2 separate regions of the Homo sapiens genome follow, and region 1 is linked to region 2. A link is an interaction called in ENCODE POLR2A ChIA-PET data of the cell type or tissue named here. Cell type or tissue: OCI-LY7. All regions are shown on one strand.

Evidence for each region. ChIA-PET counts read pairs that join two places held together with the same protein. Peaks named below come from ENCODE experiments on the same cell type or tissue, not always from the same donor. Only the 100,000 strongest peaks of a DNase experiment are listed, where the experiment ranks them.
Region 1: POLR2A ChIA-PET joins it to region 2 with 5 read pairs; 1 of 35 experiments calls an interaction of 5 or more read pairs at or near these places.

What each region holds. Positions count from the first base shown.
Region 1 is chr14:42,273,678-42,281,677 of GRCh38, forward strand. No RefSeq gene overlaps it. Among named protein-coding and RNA genes, the nearest start is that of LRFN5, 670 kb to the left of the region's middle. In OCI-LY7, CTCF peaks have their summits at 4,295 and 4,498; a DNase peak (open chromatin) is centred at 4,364; H3K4me3 peaks cover 690 bases; H3K27ac peaks cover 663 bases.
Region 2 is chr14:42,425,410-42,433,409 of GRCh38, forward strand. No RefSeq gene overlaps it. Among named protein-coding and RNA genes, the nearest start is that of LRFN5, 820 kb to the left of the region's middle. In OCI-LY7, no CTCF peak of the experiment used is centred here; a DNase peak (open chromatin) is centred at 3,732; H3K4me3 peaks cover 1,191 bases; H3K27ac peaks cover 1,672 bases.

The DNA of each region.
Region 1 (8,000 bases), 150 kb before region 2:
ATTCCCTAAGCCAGGATTGAACCTGGGCCACCACTGTAAAATGGTGGAGACCAAAAGAAAGTACTGCCACATGGTTAACATGTCAAATGTCCAAGGACATAAAACAAGATGAGGACGTCATCCAGTTTATTTTATTTTTATTTTATTTTACTTTATTTATTTTTCTTCATAGACCTTCAGCAAAGTTTGTAACTGACCAATTTGTTGGGCTGACTTAAACAGCAGGGCTTATGGGGTCCTAAGCTTGTGTTCTATTCTAAGGTATTCCTCTTTATTACAGAACCATACAAAAAAAAAAAAAAAAAAAAAAACCACACACGAAAAGTACACTATCAGATTGGCTACAGCTCAAGATTAGCCTCTTAAGCCCTTTTTTCTGTTCATCAAAACTTTACAGAGAATATAAATAGTAATTTTTACCATTTATTCAACTGGTTTGCACAGAGAGAGAGAGGCCAGAAGTATGACTGGTAAGAAATTCTTACCCTTTTGCTATGATGCCAGCTTTCTGGGTTCCCCTTCCCTGAGCAACCCTGCTTGCCACACCATAGCTCCAGGGGCCAAGCTGCATCACAAAGGAAAATCAGAGAACCATAGGCAAAATCCTTTCAATTTTGCAAGTTGCCACCCAACCAGCTGCGTGAAAGACCTGAATTATAATATTTTCCAATCTGGCCAGAGCAAAATATGTGTGCTTTAAATGAAAATACTGAAATCTTTTTAGAAGCTTCTGCATATCAATAGGCATCTCTAGATGAGGCTAATTTGGGAGCCCTCATTGTTTTAAATGAACTCCAGTGTGTTGTTCATTTGGAATGTTTCACTCTAAGTTATCTTTAGTATGGTCTTGCCATTTCTGCAACACTTTGTTGCTTCCCAGGCCTAACACTTATGCACGTGTAAGCCAGAAAGAAATAAGTTATTCAATAATTAAGAATCACATTTTTACCTAAAGCCAATGCTTGGTTCTCAGGTTCCCTTAATTAACTTAGTCAATGATTTTTTTCCTGCCTAAGCATGCAGAAAAAAAATGAAACAAAAAGGTAGAACACAAAGATCCTTGTGAATTTTTAATAGCCAAATTTTACAACCCCTGCAATATTACAACTTACTACCAGTTTCTTTCTAACCCAGTTAGATGTAAGAGGCCTCTAACTGGATCTAAGCCAGTGAATTACCAGATCAAATTCAATCCTGGACACAGTCCAACTTCTGTCACAACTTTAAAACTCAGTTTGCTTCAGAAATATGCTCAAAGAAACTTGGTGAGCTCAAAACACAAATTTATGAATCTCCCAAATCTCAGAGAGAACTTACCCACAATCCCCAGCTGCTCTTAGAGATCAATGGACACAAGTGTGTCATTGCTGGTACCTTGCTTGTTTACTCATCACTGCTGGGGGGTCGTTAAAGCTCTACCCTGGATCCCATTTATGACACCATCTGTTAAAAGAAAAATTTCATATAAGGTGTAAGGAAGGGATCCAGTTTCAGCTTTCTACATATGGCTAGCCAGTTTTCCCAGCACCATTTATTAAATAGGGAATCCTTTCCCCATTTCTTGTTCTTGTCAGGTTTGTCAAAGATCAGATAGTTGTAGATATGTGGCATTATTTCTGAGGTCTCTGTTCTGTTCCATTGGACTATATATCTGTTTTGGTACCAGTACCATGCTGTTTTGGTTACTGTAGCCTTGTAGTATAGTTTGAAGTCAGGTAGCATGATGCCTCTAGCTTTGTTCTTTTGGCTTAGGATTGACTTGGCAATGCGGGCTCTCTTTTGGTTCCATATGAACTTTAAAGTAGTTTTTTCCAATTCTGTGAAGAAAGTCATTGGTAGCTTGATGGGGATGGCATTGAATCTATAAATTACCTTGGGCAGTATGGCCATTTTCACAATATTGATTCTTCCTACCCATGAGCATGGAATGTACTTCCATTTGTTTGTATCCTCTTTTATTTCATTGAGCAGTGGTTTGTAGTTCTCCTTGAAGAGGTCCTTCACGTCCCTTGTAAGTTGCATTCCTAGGTATTTTATTCTCTTTGAAGCAATTGTGAATGGGAGTTCACTCATGATTTGGCTCTCTGTTTGTCTGTTATTGGTGTATAAGAATGCTTGTGATTTTTGCACATTGATTTTGTATCCTGAGACTTTGCTGAAGTTGCTTATCAACTTAAGGAGATTTTGGACTGAGACAATGGGGTTTTCTAGATATACAATCATGTCATCTGCAAACAGGGACAATTTGACTTCCAACTATCACAAGGACAAAAAACCAAACACTGCATGTTCTCACTCATAGGTGGGAATTGAACAATGAGAACACATGGACACAGGAAGGGGAACATCACACACTGGAGCCTGTTGTGGGGTGGGTGGAGGAGGGAGGGAGAGCATTAGGAGATATACCTAATGTTAAATGACGAGTTAATGGGTGCAGCACACCTACATGGCACATATATACATATGTAACAAACCTGCACGTTGTGCACATGTACCATAAAACTTAAAGTATAATAAAAAAAAAAGAAAAACTTTAGCTGAATTAAATTTAAAGGACTTTAATTGAGCAATAAACAATTTGCAAATTGGGCAGCTCCCAGAATCACAGCAGATTCAGAAAGACTCCAGCATAGTCATGTGGTGGAGAAGATTTATGGACAGCAAAAGGAAAGTGACATACAGAAAACACAAGTGAGGTACAGCAACAACTGGATTGGTTACAGCTTGGCATTTGCCACATTTGAACATAATTTGAAGAGTTGGCAGCATTTGATTGGCCAAAACTCAGAGAGTGGCACAGGTGTGAGCTATGGTTTACACATCCACTTGTTATAGTTCACAATGTACAGAAAAGTCTTTAAGCTGAACTCAAATATGTAAGGAGGTGGGTTTAGGCTAAACTAGATTTAACAGACAATTAATGTGAATTCACTGTCAGGTAAATAATATGTCTATTTCATTTGATTATATTTCTTGAGATTTATTTTGTTCCTATGTTTTGGAAATATGTCTCTCTTTCTTCATTTTTCTTCACTCTTTGTGTAGGTAACTGCACATGCAAAACAAACAGCCACCTCTCCCTATCTTTACATACTGGTCTCATAGAGAATATCATCATCAATTAGCCCATTCAGAGATTCTCCGAGCTGCTCAAACTTTCCTGTTAATCTAAAACACTGCTTATTAGTTCTTAGTGGCTACCAGAAGTTTATAGTATACTGGCTGTCATTATTGATATGAGACAAGCAAGATAAAAATAAGTCCCTTGGACAGTGATAGGATAGCGGAAATGTTGGATATGTGGTCCAACTCATTCCCTCCCTAGAGAGAAACGGAGAACTGAGTTTTATTTCTTCTGTCTCTGTGTTGAGTCAAAGGAGGAGCTATGATAACTACATACATCTATTTCAAACTCCCATCTTTATTCTCAGTGATCCCCAGGCATCTAGAGTATGCTGGGTGTCATCAGTGCTGCAAGATCAGGGACATAGAAGCCAGTCCTTTGACAAGACTCCAGAAAAGTTTGAACATTAAATGTGTAATTCAAGCCTTTTTCAATACAGGCTGAAGCTAGGATCTATGCGATTTCTCTCAATTGTACGATGCTGTTTCAAGGGTATGAATTATGGAAAGGAGGTGTCGTGAATTTTTCTACCAGCTTTGATACAACTTGTTTCATAACCTAACTAGTTTCTGGATTTTTCACGAAATGTATTTGTACTTTCATTTTTGTTAAATCAGTGTGTCCATGGGAGGGAAAAACAGTACAATCCTTCCTATTCTGACACTGATATCTCTCCCAGCAAACTACAACTTTTGAGCAGACACGTAACAACGATCAAAAGTCCTAATATCTTGTGTAAATTTGGAGGCAGTTTTTAAATGTATGTAATTTCCCAAAAATAACGCTTTAATGAGAACAAAATCACATTCTTATATTTTTGCTTAGAGATGAGCAAGGAAAGATGTTAGTAGAACCGTAATATAAAGAATGCAGAGTGCTAAAATATTATGTATAGGTTGGGAGGATAAAATGCACACATATTAAGCTGCTTGATTTTGGGAGTTCAGAGATCTTTCTCTGTATTCTCTAGGCTTTCATCAGCTAAACAGAATTATCTAAATGTGTACTGATTATTAATAAGATTATTATTGGCCAAAGGGGAAGAAAAAAAGTATTAAAATATTTTGTATACCTTTCTTCAGTTAGGAGTTCTAGATTGTCAGCTCCATAAAGACACAGTTTTTCTTTGTATCCAGTGTTCTCAAAGCTGCAACTAACCTTACACATGATGGCACTCAATAGTTGTTTTAATAAATGAACGAATAAACACAATTACTATAAAATTAATTGGGTGTCCTCTCTGTGCATATAATTGAAGTAACCGAGAGAGAAACATGATGACATTTCAGCCATTGCATATGAGTTCCACTTCCACTTTCAATTTTAGCTAAATATATATTAGCCTCAAAACACATTTTTTAATAATGGTTTAGAGTAAAGCATAACATTAGATATCAAGTGATATATCAAGCTATGGTTTTAAGGATGTATTCTTAGGTCTTTTGAGTAAAAATTAAAGAAATCAAATATGCTGAATGGCAAAATAAAATTATTTTACCATTTCTACTAAAAACGGATTCTGCATATATCCTATTCAAGAAATGCTAAATTAGATTTGAAACCGAAGTTAAATGGGAAAAGCAGTTTCTCATTAAATTAAATGTAAATTGAACACTATAATAATATAATACTTCGTGGTGTTGGTACAGAGATTTCTGTAAGAAAATCCTATTATGCACATAATGCTTAAGAATGCAATACATGAAAGTCCTGCCTTTTAAGCAACAGCATGTAGAACTAAAACCTATAAAGACACCCATCAGTATTCATCATAAGATAAATAATCTATATTGTTCTGAAGGAAAAATTTAAATTATTAAATGATGTACCTTTTTTCTTGCCACATATTTGAGAAAAGGAATACAAAAAATTTCCACTGCTATACAACACTCTCTTTATATATTTTCACTTTCTTTAAAAAATGAAGATAATAACATGCAAACATTTCTAAACTATTGATGTCATAAAGGAAATCTGAATATAAACTTTATTATACTCACTTTTTGGCATGGTAGTATATTCTGATTTAAAAAGATATATTAGTACAGATACATTTTAAAATTAGTGGCAACACTTACCATCTGGTAAGAATGGAAATCACATTTTTTTTTTTTTTTGAGACAGAGTCCTATTGCCCAGGCTGGAGTGCAGTGGCGCAATCTTGCCTCACTGCAACCTCTGCCTCCCAGGTTCAAATGATTCTCTTGCCTCAGCCTCCTGAGTTACTGGGATTACAGGTGCCTGCCACCACACCCAGCTAATTTTTGAATTTTAAGTAGAGATGGGGTTTCACCACGTTGGCCAGGCTGGTCTCAAACTCCTGACCTCGTGATCCACCTGCCTTGCCCTCCCAAAGTGCTGGGATTACAGGCGTGAGCCACCGTCCCCAGCCTGGAGCTCACTTTTTTATTGTATACTTAGGTTATGTGAAAGTGACAAGCCAACTCTTGGAAACAGGAGCTGAAGAAAGCTGAACAAACTTTATAAATACTCTTTTCTTTTTTGGAGACAGAGTCTCGCTCTGTGGCCCAGGCTAGAGTGCAGTGGCGTGATCTCGGCTTACTGCAAGCTCCGCCTCCCGGGTTCACGCCATTCTCCTGCCTCAGCCTCCCGAGTAGCTGGGACTACAGGCGCCCACCACCACGCCTGGCTAATTTTTTTTGTATTTTTAGTAGAGACAGGGTTTCACTGTGTTAGCCAGGACGGTCTCAATCTCCTGACCTCGTGATCTGCCTGCCTCGGCCTCCCAAGTGCTGGGATTACAGGCGTGAGCCACCGTGCCCGGCCTATAAATACTCTTAAACATTTAAATATGTTGTAACCAAATTTCCTAAAGCACTAACTTTAATATAAGCAATATATTCACAAACCATTAAATTAGATATGATAATAAATGATTACTTTGTATGTTTCTAGTAAAAGGTACAATTTTTCTTTTTTTATTATACTTTAAGTTCTAGGGTACATGTGCACAACCTGCAGGTATCTTACATAGATATACATGTGCCATGTTGGTTTGCTGCACCCATCAACTTGTCATTTACATTAGGTATTTTTCCTAACACTATCCCTCCCTCAGCCCCCCACCCCCCATCACGCCCTGGTATGTGATGCTCCCCTCCCTGTGTCCATGTGTTCCCATTGTTCAACTCCCACTTATGAGTGAAAACATGCAGTGTTTGGTTTTCTGTCCTTGTGACATTTTCCTGAGAATGATGGTTTCCAGCTCCATCCATGTCCCTGCAAAGGACATGAACTCATCCTTTTTTATGGCTGCATAGTAGTCCATGCTGTATATGTGCCACATTTTCTTTATCTGGTCTATTATTGGTGGGAATTGGGGTTGGTTCCAAGTCTTTGCTATTGTGAATAGTGCCGCAGTAAACATAACGTGTGCGTGTGTCTTTATAGTAGCATGATTTATAATCCTTTGAGTATATACCCAGTAATGGGATCGCTGGGTCAAATGGGATTTCTAGTTCTAGATCCTTGAGGAAGTGCCACACTGTCTTCCACAATGGTTGAACTAATTTACACTCTCACCAACAGTGTAAAAGCGTTCCTATTTCTCCACATCCTCTCCGGCATCTGTTGTTTCCTTTTTAATGATTGCCATTCTAACTGGCATGAGATGGTATCTGATTGTGGTTTTGATTTGCATTTCTCTGATGACCAGTGATGATGAGCATTTTTTCACATGTCTGTTGGCTGCATAAATGTCTTCTTTTGAGAAGTGTCTGTTCATATCCTTTGCCCAATTTTTGATGGGTTTTTTTGTTTTTCTCTTGTAAATTTGTTTAAGTCCTTTGTAGATTCTGGATATTAACCCTTTGTCAGATGGATAGACTGCAAAATTTTTCTCCCATTCTGTAGGTTGCCTGTTCACTCTGATGATAGTTTCTTTTGCTGTGCAGAAGCTCTTTAGTTTAATTAGATCCCATTTGTCAATTTTGGCTTTTGTTGCCATTGCTTTTGGTGTTTTAGTCATGAAGTCATTTCCCATGCCTATGTCCTGAATGGTATTACCTAGGTTTTCTTCTAGGGTTTTTATGGTTTTATGTCTTACATTTAAGTCTTTAATTCATCTTGAGTTAATTTTTGTGTAAGGTGTAAGGAAGGGATCCAGTTTCAGCTTTCTACATATGGCTAGCCAGTTTTCACAGCACCGTTTATTAAATAGGGAATCCTTTCCCCCTTGCTTGTTTTCATCAGGTTTGTCAAAGATGAGATGGTTGTAGATGTGTGGTGTTATTTCTGTGGCCTCTGTTCTGATACATTGATCTATATATCTGTTTTGGTACCGGTCTCATGCTGTCTTGTAGACTTGTAGTATAGTTTGAAGTCAGGTAGCGCGATGCCTCCAGCTTTGTTCTTTTTCCTTAGGATTGTCTTGGCTATGGGGCTCTTTTTTGATTTCATATGAAATTTAAAGTAGTTTTTTCCAATTCTTTGAGGAAGGTCAGTGGTAGCTTGATGGGGATAGCATTGAATCTATAAATTACCTTGGGGAATACGGCCATTTTCACCATATTGATTCTTTTTATTTATGAGAATGGAATGTTCTTCCATTTGTTTGTATCCTCTTTTATTTCGTTGAGCAGTGGTTTGTAGTTCTGCTTGAAGAGGTCCTTCACATCCCTTGTAAGTTGGATTCCTAGGTATTTTATTTTTTTGTAGTAATTGTGAATGGGAGTTTGCTCATGATTTGGCTCTCTGTTTGGCTGTTGTTGATGTATAAGAATGCTTGTGATTTTTGCACATTGATTTTGTATCCTGAGAATTTGCTTACATTTCTTATCAGCTTAAGGAGATTTTGGGCTGAGACAATGGGGTATGATGTGATTGTGCATATACAATCATCTCATCTGCAAAC
Region 2 (8,000 bases):
CCAGTAAGCCTTAATTTATTAGCTAGATTCAAATTATCTTGTATTTTCTTAATGAAGAGAGGCATAGGTAATTTAAAGGATTCTTCAATAAGCCTTCAAGTTAGATGTAATTATCTCTTCTCCTTTTCGGAACTACATGAAATAAGATTCACTTTGAAGACCACAAAGAATGGATTTAACTGCAGTCAAATATGCCAGCCCATGGAATCTACTGATGAGATTGTGATATCTCTGAGAACAGACAGTACTTTTCAGTTTAGCAACTACAAAAAGATAGAGATATCATAAGACTACTTTCCAGGTTCAAAATCAAGATTTTAATTTATTTTTTTGTTTTGTTTTGTTTTTGTTCAATTTTTTTTATTATACTTCAAGTTTTAGGGTACATGTGCACATTGTGCAGGTTAGTTACATATGTATACATGTGCCATGCTGGTGTGCTGCACCCATTAACTCGTCATTTAGCATTAGGTATATCTCCTAATGCTATCCCTCCCCTCTTCCCCCACCCCACAACAGTCCCCAGAGTGTGATGTTCCCCTTCCTGTGTCCATGTGTTCTCATTGTTGAATTCCCACCTATGAGTGAGAGCATGCGGTGTTTGGTTTTTTGTCCTTGTGATAGTTTACTGAGAATGATGATTTCCAATTTCATCCATGTCCCTACAAAGGACATGAACTCATCATTTTTTATGGCTGCATAGTATTCCATGGTGTATATGTGCCACATTTTCTTAATCCAGTCTATCATTGTTGGACATTTGGGTTGGTTCCAAGTCTTTGCTATTGTGAATAATGCCGCAATAAACATACGGGTGCATGTGTCTTTATAGCAGCATGATTTATAGTCCTTTGGGTATAAACCCAGTAATGGGATGGCTGGGTCAAATGGTATTTCCAGTTCTAGATCCCCGAGGAATCTCCACACTGACTTCCACAATGGTTGAACGAGTTTGCAGTCCCACCAACAGTGTAAAAGTGTTCCTATTTCTCCACATCCTCTCCAGCACCTGTTGTTTCCTGACTTTTTAATGATTGCCATTCTAACTGGTGTGATATGGTATCTCATTGTGGTTTTGATTTGCATTTCTCTGATGGCCAGTGATGGTGAGCATTTTTTCATGTGTTTTTTGGCTGCATAAATGTCTTCTTTTAAGAAGTGTCTGTTCATGTCCTTCACCCACTTTTTGATGGGGTTGTTTGTTTTATTCTTGTAAATTTGTTTGAGTTCATTGTAGATTCTGGATATTAGCCCTTTGTCAGATGAGTAGGTTGTGAAAATTTTCTCCCATTTTGTAGTTTGCCTGTTCACTCTGATGGTAGTTTCTTTTCCTGTGCAGAAGCACAGCCAATATCATACTGAATGGGCAAAAACTGGAAGCATTCCCTTTGAAAACTGGCACAAGACAGGGATGCCCTCTCTCACCACTCCTATTCAACACAGTGTTGGAAGCTCTGGCCAGGGCAATTAGGCAGGAGAAGGAAATAAAGGGTATTCAATTAGGAAAAGAGGACGTCAAGTTGTCCCTGTTTGCAGACGACATGATTGTATATCTAGAAAACCCCATTGTCTCAGCCCAAAATCTCCTTAAGCTGATAAGCAACTTCAGCAAAGTCTCAGGATACAAAATCAATGTGCAAAAATCACAAGCATTCTTATACAACAACAACAGACAAACAGCCAAATCATGAGTGAACTCCCATTCACAATTGCTTCAAAGAGAATAAAATACCTAGGAATCCAACTTACAAGGGATGTGAAGGACCTCTTCAAGGAGAACTACAAACCACTGCTCAAGGAAATAAAAGAGGTCACAAACAAATGGAAGTGCATTCCATGCTCATGGGTACGAAGAATCAATATCGTGAAAATGGCCATACTGCCCAAGGTGATTTACAGATTCAATGCCAATCCCCATCAAGCTACCAATGCCTTTCTTCACAGAATTGGAAAAAACTACTTTAAAGTTCATATGGAACCAAAAAAGAGTCCACATCGCCAAGTCAATCCTAAGCCAAAAGAACAAAGCTGGAGGCATCACACTACCTGACTTCAAACTATACTACAAGGCTACAGTAACCAAAACACCATGGTACTGGTACCAAAACAGAGATGTAGATCAATGGAACAGAACAGAGCCCTCAGAAATAATGCTGCATATCTACAACTATCTGATCTTTGACAAACCTGACAAAAACAAGCAATGGGGAAAGGATTCCCTATTTAATAAATGGTGCTGGGAAAACTGGCTAGCCATATGTAGAAAGCCGAAACTGGATTCCTTCCTTACACCTTATAGAAAAATCAATTCAAGATGGATTAAAGACTTAAACGTTAGACTTAAAACCATAAACACCCTAGAAGAAAACCTAGGCATTACCATTCAGGACATAGGCATGGGCAAGGACTTCATGTCTAAAACACCAAAAGCAATGGCAACAAAAGACAAAATTGACAAATGGGATCTAATTAAACTAAAGATTTTAATTTAAATGGATCTAAAAATTCTTAGCTATAATGTAAATATGCTTACATTTCAAAATGCTTAATGACATGTAAAATGCTTGTACATGTAAAAATGCTTTACATGTAGCAGCAGGCTTACATAATGTGCATTAAATAATTTTAATAAATTATCTTAATATATCTGAGTTTAAAATGTTTATAGCAGATTTTAAACTCAATTATTTGTTTCCAAAGTTCCAGGACTTTGGTCTGGGTCCTGCTGCATGTAAAAATGCTTAACTATGTGAAAGATAAATAAAAAATTCAGAGATACTTGACTATTTTTAGTACTAAATTCAATATTATGCTGATGGAGCTTTTTATTACATGAACTTTAATTAAACTGATTTTATTAAAACTTATAACCTGTTTCTTATTTAGTCGAATTATGTTACCTATGGGTTACTTTAACAAGCTTATTTTCATAGGCAAATTAAACTACCAAACTTTGATTTGCTTAACCATTTAATATAATATCCAAAAACTTTAAAATGTCTCAAATGGATTTTATAATTAAACATAATTAAAGTTATCATTTACAGTGTCACAAAACTTGCATAATAATGTAAAGTAAATGGACTCTATAAAAATGTGCATCAAGTTATTTAAGTTTATTTACTTTAAAATAATTTTTCAGTGATTTAGTATTTACTAGATTTGTAAATAAGTCATTGGAGTTTTTAAAAAGCTAACTAAATGAAAAATATATATTTTACATTGTTTTACTCTATATTTGTGTATGTGTATGTGCATCTGTGAATTATGTATGAAATAAAATTAATGTAGTTATCTTCTAGGTTTTAGTGTTAGAAGAGAAATTACAAGTGCACATTTGGGTACATAGGACATGGCCTCTGTGGAGTAGTGTTGCAGCCTCCTTACTCCTTAGTTTAGTGAGGTCTGAGTTCTTGTTCCAAAGCCAAGAAGAATAAGGCACACAGACATTGGAGAGTAAAGCAGAGTAGGACTTATTAAGCAACAGAAAAGCTCTCAGCAGTGAGAGGGGACCCAAAGAGGGGTTGCCAAAAAGGGGGCTGAGTTTTGGGTCTTTTATGTGGCAGAAATAAGGAAGTCTTCTATGGGTTCTGCCTTAATGGGAGGGCTAAAATTCCCCCTGGGGTGTTACATTTGTGCATGCCTGGGGTTGACTATAGTAACTCTATCTTGGTTGTTACCCATGAGTGCTTAAGTGAAATACATGGTGGGGGGTGGGGGCTAAAACCACGATGCTAATGGCATTATAATGAGTTCAGGGTTATTTTAGGATGCCCTCAGTTCTTGTCTGTGCCTGTGTGGGTGGCTGGAAAGTCCCTTCTGAGCAAGCATCTTGGTATAAGATTAAGTTCTTAACTACATTTCCTCCTGCTAGCTACATAACAGAGGTGGTGCAGGTATGTTCCCACAGGTATAGTTCCTCTTCCAAGACACTCCCTCACTAGTTGCCTGACCAGTTCCTACCTGCCTCCTCTCTCAGTAGGTTTTATTTTTTTTCTAGAGAAGTTATGAAGATAAAACTGGCCTAGTTGTTCCATAGAACTTATGTTTATGGTTTCTTTTGAATAAACATAGAGATTGACCTTCCCAGTCTTGATTCCTGAGAAAGCCACATTTGTATTACCTGAGCTTCTTTCTCAGGAAACGAACCATCAGGCCTCCTGGATAATATCACGGGGATATTACCACATCTGGACAATGAGACACCAGTCAACTCACCTATAATGATTGCCTAATTGACTGCCTGCTCCCTGTTGACCAACTCCTCTTCCTTACCTCTCCCTGATTCCTGATTTCCCACACATGATAATGTGTCTTACTTGCTATATAAAATCAATCATTTTAATGTGTCAGGGAGAAGAATTTGGGAATGATTTCCCACCTCCTTGGCTGCAGCACCAGATTAAAGCATTTTTCCCTGGCGATACTCCTTGTCTCAGTGATTGGCTTTCTGTGCAATAGGCAAGACCGAGAATGAATCCCTGATGTTTCAGTAGCAAAGATATGAGTTATAAATCTAATTTTTTAAAATACTCAGATATATCAAGATAATTTATAAAAGATATTTAATATATATTATGCAAACCTGCTGCTATTATCAATTACATTTTTGTTATGTAAATTAAGAAATTGATGATTCTGAAATTTATGACATAGAAATAGCTAATGGAATATATCCTTTGTCTTAAAAATATGATTCTAACAAATAAATGCAAATTTATCTAATAGAAGAAACAAAACCAATGAATGATATAGTGGTGTATCGTAACTCACATGGAAAATTAGTATCAGAAAATGGTCTCTTGATTCTAAGAATAATACTCTTACATAAAAAAAAAATCTAGAATTCACCAGGTTTTAAGGCTGGTTTGTAAGCATTTGCTGGTCTAATTAGCAGAATATTGGATGAACTTGATATTCAAATATTTGATTAATTACTTGAGGAAATGAGTAACTCAAGTCACACACATATACTAGATAGTGGAAAATCCCATTTAAATACTTGCACAATTATACATGTATGTATGCCTCACTCTTCATTCAAAAGGTAAGTAGTTTTATACATTGGGGTATTTTGCCTGTCTGTGGTCAGAGGATCTGAGATTAGATTGTTACTTTGATATTTCCCAATATATGTATCATAGAAAAGAATGATATGTCAATATGAAGGACTATAGTAAAGACTCATGATTTTATATAAAGGTCTCATTGTACTCTGCCTTTTGTATGGTCAGCATTCAGTACATTTATGCTGTTATTCTTCATAATGCTATTATTTGTATCCATATTTATGGTTGTGGATATAATTCTAAAAAATGTTCTCAAATACATCTTCTGTCTGGGACATTAATAACCACCTTCTCATTTTTAAGACACTTTGTTGGTTTTTGGCATGATTATACTACTATCATACTGATTTTCTTATGTCAAAGTCTTTTTTTTTTTTTTTGCTTCTGTGTTGACTTCTTATTCTATTAGTTACCATTCAACATTCTTAATGTTTTGCTTTTCCCCTTCATGTTTTCTTTCTTCCTCTAACTCTATTCTCTTTTATTGATCTAAAACCTTCAACTAATACATGTGGTTGTGGAAGATTATCATATTTTTCTTTTTAACGGCGAATATTGAATTCTCTTCTTAGCTAGTGTACTGTTTCCAAATATCTGAGTGTTTTACATAGTCTCAAACTTTAAAATACTTCAAAGCAAATGTCCGTCTTCATTTCTCTATCTATTCTTTTATGCTTTGTTTTGCCATTGAGATAAAAAATCTCAAGCTGTCTTAAAAATAATTTTTATGAACTCCTATCTTGTCTCATGTTCTTCACACACAGGCATTTTTATTATAACATGATGGAACTGCAACTTGGTTATTTTGCTTTATGTATTTATTATAAATAATTCACAGGAGTTAAATATATGACATGTAATATGACTGCATATTTTTGACAAATTATGTTTCTAATATATTACTCAAGTTATATCACCACGTGCTCAGGTTTGAATGCTCAGTTCTACAGTGCTTAAAGATTTAAGAGCTAACTTCTTAAACTGAAATTATAAATAATCTAACCTTTCTTAATTTATCCCTACTATACAGACTTACCTATATTCTATTTTGGTAAAACTGTCATTACACTTTCAAGTATCTTTGCTTTTAAAAAATTATTTTAAGTTCTGGGATACATGTGCAGAACATGCAAGTTTGATACCTAGGTAAACGTGTGCCATGGTGGTTTGCTGCACCTATCAGCCCATCACCTAGGTATTAAGCCCAGCATACATTAAGCTGTTTATCCTGATGCTCTCCCTACCGCTGCCCCTCCAACAGGCCCCAGTGTGTGTTGTTCTCCTCTCTGTGACCATGTATTTTCACTGTTAAGCTCCCACTTATTAGTGAGAACATGAGGTGTTTGGCTTTCTGTCCCTGTGTTAGCTTGCTGAGAATGATGGTTCCCAGCTTCATCCATGTCTCTGCAAAGGACATCAATTCATTTTGTTTTATGGCTGCATAGTATTCCATTGTGTATATGTACCACATTTTCTTTATCCAGTTTACCATTGATGGGCATTTGGGTTGATTCCATGTCTTTGCTATTGTGAATATTGCTGCAATAAACATACATGTGCAGGTATCTTTATAATAGAATAATTTATATTTTTCTGGGTATATACCTGGTGATAAGATTGCTGGGTCAAATGATATTTCTAGTTCTAGATCCTTGAGGAATCGCCACACTGTCTTCCACAATGGTTGAACTAATTTACATTCCCACCAACAGTGTAAAAGTGTTCCTATTACACCACTGTTTCACCAGCATTTGTTGTTTCTTGACTTTTTAATAATTGCCATTCTGTGTTTTTTCTTTATCAGTCTGGTTAGTGGTCTATCTATTTGTTAATGTTTTAAGAAAAACAGCTCCTGGATTCACTGATTTTTTGGAAGGGTTTTTGTGTCTCTATTTCCTTCAATTGTGCTCTGATTTTAGTTATTTCTTGTCTTCTGCTAGCTTTTGAATTTGTTTGCACTTGCTTCTCTAGTTCTTGTAATTGTGATGTTAGGGTATCAATTTTAGATCTCCCCTTCTTTCTCCTGTGGGCATTTAGTGCTATAAATTTCCCTCTAAACACTGCTTTAGCTGTGTGTGTCACAGAGATTCTGGTATGTTGTGTCTTTGTTCTCACTGCTTTCAAATAACTTATTTATTTCTGCCTTAATTTCATTATTTACCCCAGTAGTCATTCAGGAGCAAGTTGGTCAGTTTCCATGTAGTTGTACGGTTTTGAGTGAGTATCTCAATCCTGAGTTCTAATTTGACTGCACTGTGGTCTCAGAGACTGTTTCCTATGAGTTATGTTCTTTTGCATTTGGTGAGGAGTGTTTTACTTTCAATTATGTTGTCCGAAATACAAACTATCATCAGAGGACACTATAAACACCTCTATGCAAATAAACTAGAAAATCTAGAAGAAATGGATAAATTCCTGGACACATACACCCTCCCAGGACTAAACCAGGAAGAAGTCGAATCCCTGAATAGACCAATTGCAAGTTCTGAAATTGAGGCAGTAATTAATAGCCTATCTACCAAAAAAAAAAGCCCAGGAACAGACAGATTCACAGCCGAATTCTGCCAGAGGTACGAAGAGGAGCTGGTACCATTCCTTCTGAAATGATTCCAAACAATAGAAAAAGAGAGACTGCTCCCTAACTCACATCCTGATACCAAAACCAGGCAGAAAACAACAAAAAAATAAAATTTCAGGCCAATATCCCTGATGAACATCAATGTGAAAATCCTTAATAAAATACTGGCAAACCGAATCCAGCAGCACATCAAAAAGCTTATCCACCACGATCAAGTGGTTTCATCCCTGGGAGGCAAGCCTGGTTCAGCATACACAAATCAATAAACACAATCTATCACATAAAGAGAATCAATCACAAAAACCACATGATTATCTCAATAGATGCTGAAAAGGCCTTTGATAAAATTCAAC